Regions from separate parts of the Homo sapiens genome. Here region 1 is linked to region 2. Evidence: chromatin loops called from intact Hi-C (ENCODE). Cell type or tissue: CD4-positive, alpha-beta T cell. All regions are shown on one strand. Each heading gives the region's core, and the rest is flanking DNA. Links, peaks and the distances in the headings are about the cores only.

Evidence for each region. A loop is a pair of places that touch in the nucleus more often than their neighbours do. Peaks named below come from ENCODE experiments on the same cell type or tissue, not always from the same donor. Only the 100,000 strongest peaks of a DNase experiment are listed, where the experiment ranks them.
Region 1: a loop joins it to region 2, with 7 times the contacts of the local background. A loop is called at or near these places in 1 of 110 quality-filtered maps.

The regions. Positions count from the first base shown.
Region 1 is chr14:97,701,809-97,704,731 of GRCh38, reverse strand. No RefSeq gene overlaps it. Among named protein-coding and RNA genes, the nearest start is that of LINC02291, 17 kb to the right of the region's middle. In CD4-positive, alpha-beta T cell, for the core only: no CTCF peak of the experiment used is centred there; a DNase peak (open chromatin) is centred at 1,571; H3K4me3 peaks cover 595 bases; H3K27ac peaks cover 2,374 bases.
Region 2 is chr14:98,105,978-98,108,900 of GRCh38, reverse strand. The region is part of intron 1 of LOC105370655 (a long non-coding RNA gene); the gene reads left to right. All of the region lies in intron 3 of LOC105370653 (a long non-coding RNA gene), which reads right to left. Among named protein-coding and RNA genes, the nearest start is that of LINC02295, 29 kb to the left of the region's middle. In CD4-positive, alpha-beta T cell, for the core only: no CTCF peak of the experiment used is centred there; no DNase peak of the experiment used is centred there.

The DNA.
Region 1 (2,923 bases), core at 118-2,617, 400 kb after region 2:
TTCACAATCACTCACTGTCTGCAAAAGGAAAAGATCTCTGAAGGCAAAGGGGCTGGGTTTTTCTTCTTTGTGGCTCCAGGGACAGAATGAAAGAGCCTAAGCAGGTTTCAGAGAGATCTTTTCCATATCTAGAAAGAATTTCTTACAGGTAAAGCTGAACTTAGGAAACCTGGGGATTGTCATCACTGGAGGAGCTTGGCAGAGACTGAAGAACAAATGGCGGTGGAGTTTTCAGAGGGATTTTCATGGGTTAGTGCTTGAAGGAAAAGATCTGAGTGTGTTCTAATTTAGGACACCCTATGAGGATGCAGGAAGCTCTTACAGTGCCCTGTGGCTCCACATCTCTCTTAGATGTGGCTTAAATTATTGTAGCAAACATGTTTCATGTTCCACCATCATCTTCTTAGCCATGGCTTTAGGACATGCTTTTATGGAGGCATCTTCTGGACCTTCCTTCGTAATAGACTCAGTAATGACCCCCAAAGATGCTCCCATTCTAATGACTGGAACCTGTGAATACGTCACCTTACCTGGCAAAAGATAATTTTGCATATGTTATTAGATTAAGGGTCTTGGGATGGGAGATTATCCTGGATTATCTGAATGAGCCCAATGTAATCACAAGGGTCCTTATAAGAGGAAAGCAGGAGGGTCAGAGTCAGAGAAGAAGACGTGACCACAGAAGCAGAGGATGAAGTGATGTACTTTGAAGATAAAGGAAGTGGCCATGAGCCAAGGAATGCAAGCAGCCTCTAGAAGGTAGAAAAGAGAAGGAAACAATCTCTCCTCTAGAGCTTCCAGAAGGAACGCCAGCCTGTTGGCATCCTGATTTGGGGCTTCTAACTTCCAGACTGCAAGATCATAAATTTGTGTTATTTTAAGCTTCTAAGTTCATGCTAACTTGTTACGGCAGCAATGGGAAACAAATCATGGAGCCAATTAAATAAACACAGGGAGGGAAAGAAAGATGATCTAACTTATTGTGAGGACTGATACACCTGGGGCAGACTACACACTTTGCTTTATGTGCTTATCACTTGAACCTTAGATGTGGGTATCAGAAACCCTATTTTATAGGTGAGGAATCTAAAGCTTTATAGACATTAAGTCAGTTGCATAAGAGAATTTTTACAGTCTGAGAAATCAAGCTGGAATCTAGACCAAGAGCTGCCTAGCTTTTCCCACTGAACTTTGCTGCTTCCTAGCAGGTCTGCCAGGCACCAGATCTAATCACTGCTGCCCTGTGCCTTCCCTTTCTATCCACCGTCCGAACTCTAAGCCCTGCAGTTCCAGGAGGCCTGGGCATGGGGAGGTCCTCTCCCCACAGGAGCATGCGCATGGTTGGCTGTGAATATTCAACACCCTGATATTCGGTAAGGCTCCCACTGTGGTCAGAGCCCAGGTGGTAGGGGAGGGGATAACTAATGTGGTTTCAGATGCCGGAGATGTGTTGAAACAAGGCTGGACCAAGAGAGGTCACCTGAACAACCCGATAAAGGGTTGTTGATCTCCGGTCTGAAACCAGAGCTGAGATCGGCTGCTTTTTCTCGTGGGTAAATTTTTAGAAAGATCACTTCCCTTCTGAGATGGAAACTCGACCCATTTCTGCAAATGCCTGTAACTCTATCTTTGCAGCATCATAGAGTGCCCATACTGGGCATGCCGCACAGGTAGTCCTTTCAGTTGTTTTCGTTTTTTAAGTTAGTACTTTCTTGTTCCTGTAAGTTACTTCACTAAACCTCGGTTTTTTTTTTTTTTAATGTGTTAGACTAGAATAACAATACAGAATTCAGGAGGCTGCTTTGAGGGTCACAGGAAAGAAAATTATGCCTGCACAAGCACCTTGAAACTGCAATATGCTGTGCAAATTTCATATACTAATTAATTAATTGATAAGTTCATAGCCTGCATTATTTACAAAAACAACTTGATTTAAAATGAAAATAACAAATTGTAAGTAAGCATACACACACATCTGTTGAAAGGAACAATGATAAAAAAAATAGATAAGATAGAACAAGGAAGAATTAAATGATAAAAGGGCTTACCATGAGGGGAGGTATCTAAATTTGTCATCTATTTACCCCCTGTATCTGAATCACCTGCTGTCTGGCCAAAACGTAGATTCTTAGCCCGTTTCTAGACCTGCTAAATGGCCATAGTTGAGGGCAGATATGCAAACAGCATATTTTAATGTTTCAATTTCCAGACAATTTACACTATGGTTTGAGAAACATTGTCCAAAGTTTTAGAAAATTACTAAAAGAAAACTGCAAATTTAACTTGTGGCCTTCTCAGGGGCCCAAACAATCATAATCAGTTAAATACTCTAAGAGTTTACCAGCTAAGAACAGACTAAATCAGGAAAAGCAGATACTTTTTTTCTCTTTTTGAGACCTGAGAGAAATCCCTCTTAGGAGCAACCTCTGAAAATCAGTTAGACATCAACAAAGTTACTGGCCTGCAGATGGATGCATAGCCAGGGCCACAGCAAATGGCCGGGCAGGCTGGATGCTCTGCATCTTCAGGGGCCTGACTTTGCAGGACTGTGATGAAACTGAGCCACTCAAGTTGCACAGTGTGCAACCTGCGTGCAGATTCACAACAGCCTGTTCGAGATCTGCCAGGAATCTCTCTGTAACGTGATTAAGAAGAAAAGTTACTCAGGAGACCTGGTCACACAGTATGGATCATATGAAGACTTTGGCCACTGTGAGTCATCCCAGAAGCAGCAAATAATCTATGGCAAGCCTTCTGGTCTATGTACCTGGCACCATCAACCTTCAGATGTCCTTAAGTGAGACCTGGGCACCTCTGCAAATATTTCCTTTTCCTTTTTCTCAACACCCCTTTTATATTTAGGTAGGCATTGCCATTGCTTCTGCTACAGTTTCTCTAATATGTCTTAATTTAGTGATGAGTA
Region 2 (2,923 bases), core at 281-2,780:
TGCTTAGAAGATTTTTGCCCTTTTCTGCGGATAACAAGTAAAATTAGCTAACAGCTCAATTATTCTGTTAATGAGGCAACCCCCTCCCCACTTGCATAAATTTAATTTATTTTTCTTTCCAGTGTCCTTTCTGCTACCATCAATCAACTCCCCTTCCAGAGGAAAAAAATTATACACTAAAAGTGGGGTATGGACTGGGGGCTGATATCAAAATTGAGGTTGATCATACATTATACTGTGAAAGAGGAAATGAACATAAAGGAAGGGGAGAAAACTGAGTCTCAACAAGTCGCCAGGCCAGCCTGCAAAAGCAAGCTTGAAATTTCCTGTTGGGTAAAGTCTATTCGATTCAGATGACATTTACACTAAAATAGAAGCCCAAAATTCACCACTATGCAATATATCCATCTAATAAAACTGCACTTTGTACCACCTAAATCGATGAAAAGAAAAAGAAAAAGTTCCCTGTACTGAGGCTCACGCTATTATCCAACCCCGAAGGTATGGGGTGAAGCACATTCTTTGTAGACTGTTGTTTTCCATAGATGTTTGGTCGTTGGTTTGTCTTTCCATTTTATCAATCAGAGCTTTTAAGCTTCACCAGGTGAGGAATACAAGTGGGATGAATCCAGGCAAAAGCAAAGAAAATCTCTGTAGTTAGTGAGGGCAGCCTCATTCCAGACAAACAGACATTTTCCTCTCAGATTTTTGAAACATTGGCAGTTAAGAGCTTGCTGTCCTGAGAAGCTGTAGAAGTTCAGGGTCCACAGGTCAGGAGCTGAGACAATTAATCTCCATTTTGGCTCCAAAGTGGGATGGTTTAAGTCCATTTATTAAACCTAAGTTAGAGGCCAAATAAAATTGGTCTACAGCTCACCCAACTCCTATAGCCTTGATCCCAGTTGTTCTTTGCAGTTTCCTAAGTATAACCCCTACATAAAATAACACCAAGTGCATGCTTCCTCGGGATTCAATTGCTTTTCCACATTCTGCATTACTTATCATTGTTAATGGCACCACCATCACCTGGTATCTTACCCAATATATTCTGAGCATCTTTGTTGACAAGTTCCTGCCCTGTCGGATAACCCAATGGTCTGGATTCTACCCTCTCAGCATTTCATGACTTCAGCTCCTGTTCCCCAAATTCAACTACGGCCATTGTGGATCAGCTCACAGGTCTTCACATGCTGCCCAGATCCCTGCAAGATCCCCTTTCCAGGCCTTCCGATCACTTCAATCCATCCTGGGCACTGCTACCAGAGTGATCTATTTCTTACACCACATTTTGTTAGTTGGTTTTTCTTTCAAATCACATGAGTAAATAATAGACACATTCTCATTGTAAAATGTCTAAAAATAAATAATATAAAGCCAATTATATAAACTCCCTTTTTGCCAAAAAAAATATAGCACCCTCACACAAGCTTGCCCACTCCCGCAAGACTCCCAGGCCATCTTCTACTTTGTATGCAGACAAATTTTTACTTGTTTGTTTACATGAATGGGAGCATTCATCTATTTCTGGGGCTTATTCTTTTTATCTATCAATGACATAATTCTACAGCTGTTCATATAACTGCCATAACTTATGCTCAAGAGCTCTTTGCTAATTTAGAGTTCAAAGATTTGGGATATATATATATATATATATATATATATATATATATATATACACACACACACACACACACACACACATAATCTATTGAAGGACATGGGGATTAGTTTTGGAGCCATTGTTGCTATTACAGGTTATGACGCAGTAAAAACAAACTGCTGCGTGCATATCATTGGGACAAACAGTGTGGACTTTTAAAACATTTTGAGGGCCAGGAGCAGTGGCTCATGCCTGTAATCCCAGCACTTTGGGAGGCTGAGGCAGGCAGGTCACTTGAGCTCATGAGTTTGAGACAAGCCTGGGCAACATGGTGAAACCCCATTTCTACTAACAATACAAAAATGAGCTGGGCATGATGGTGCACGCCTGTAGTCCCAGCTACTCGGGAGGCTGAGACAGGAGAATTGCTTGAACCTGGGAGGCAGAGGTTGCAGTGAGCTGAGATCATACCACTGCACTCCAGCCTGGGCGACAGAGTGAGATTCTGTGTCAAAAGTAAATAAATAAATTAATTAATAAATAAAGGAAAGGAAAGGAAAAAAGAAAAAAAAACAATTGAAAAGTAATTGCCAAATTGCTCACTAAAAAGACTGTATCAGTTTATGAAACACTCTGAGTAGCTGTCTGTGAAAGAGCAGACGTTCTTCCAGCTTCTCAGCTTAGAACCATCATCAATTTTTTAAAGAAAAACATTATGATGGTTGAACAATGCCACCTTATTGCTTTTATTTGCATTTCTCTGACTACTAGTGGCTATTTGCAGTGAATTAATATTTCATCTTTCTATGAATTGACTAATTTTCCTATTGAGCTGCTTTTAAAATTGTTAATAATTTTTGTGCAAAAGTGGCAAATATGGTCTCTCAATCTGTTGTCTTCTAACTTTTTGCATTGTATCTTCTGACATAAAATATGTATAATTTTATATATTAAAATACACCAGTTGGCCACAGGGGCTCACACCTGTAATCCCAGTACTTTGGGAGGCCAAGGCGGGAGGATCACCTGAGGTCAAGAGTTTGAGACTAGCCTGGCCAACATGGCAAAACCCCATCTCTATGAAAAATACAAAAATTAGCTGGGCATGGTCATGGTTGCCTGTAATCCTAGCTATTCAGGAGGTTGAGGCAGGAGAATTGCTTGAACCTGGAGGTAGAGGTTGCAGTGAGCTGAGATTGTGTCACTGCACTCCAGCCTGGGTGACAGAGCAAGACTCCATCTAATCTCAAGAACAAACAAACAAACAAAAAACAAAATAAACAAACAAATATGCCAACATTTTCTCTCTGGTTTCTAGTTCTT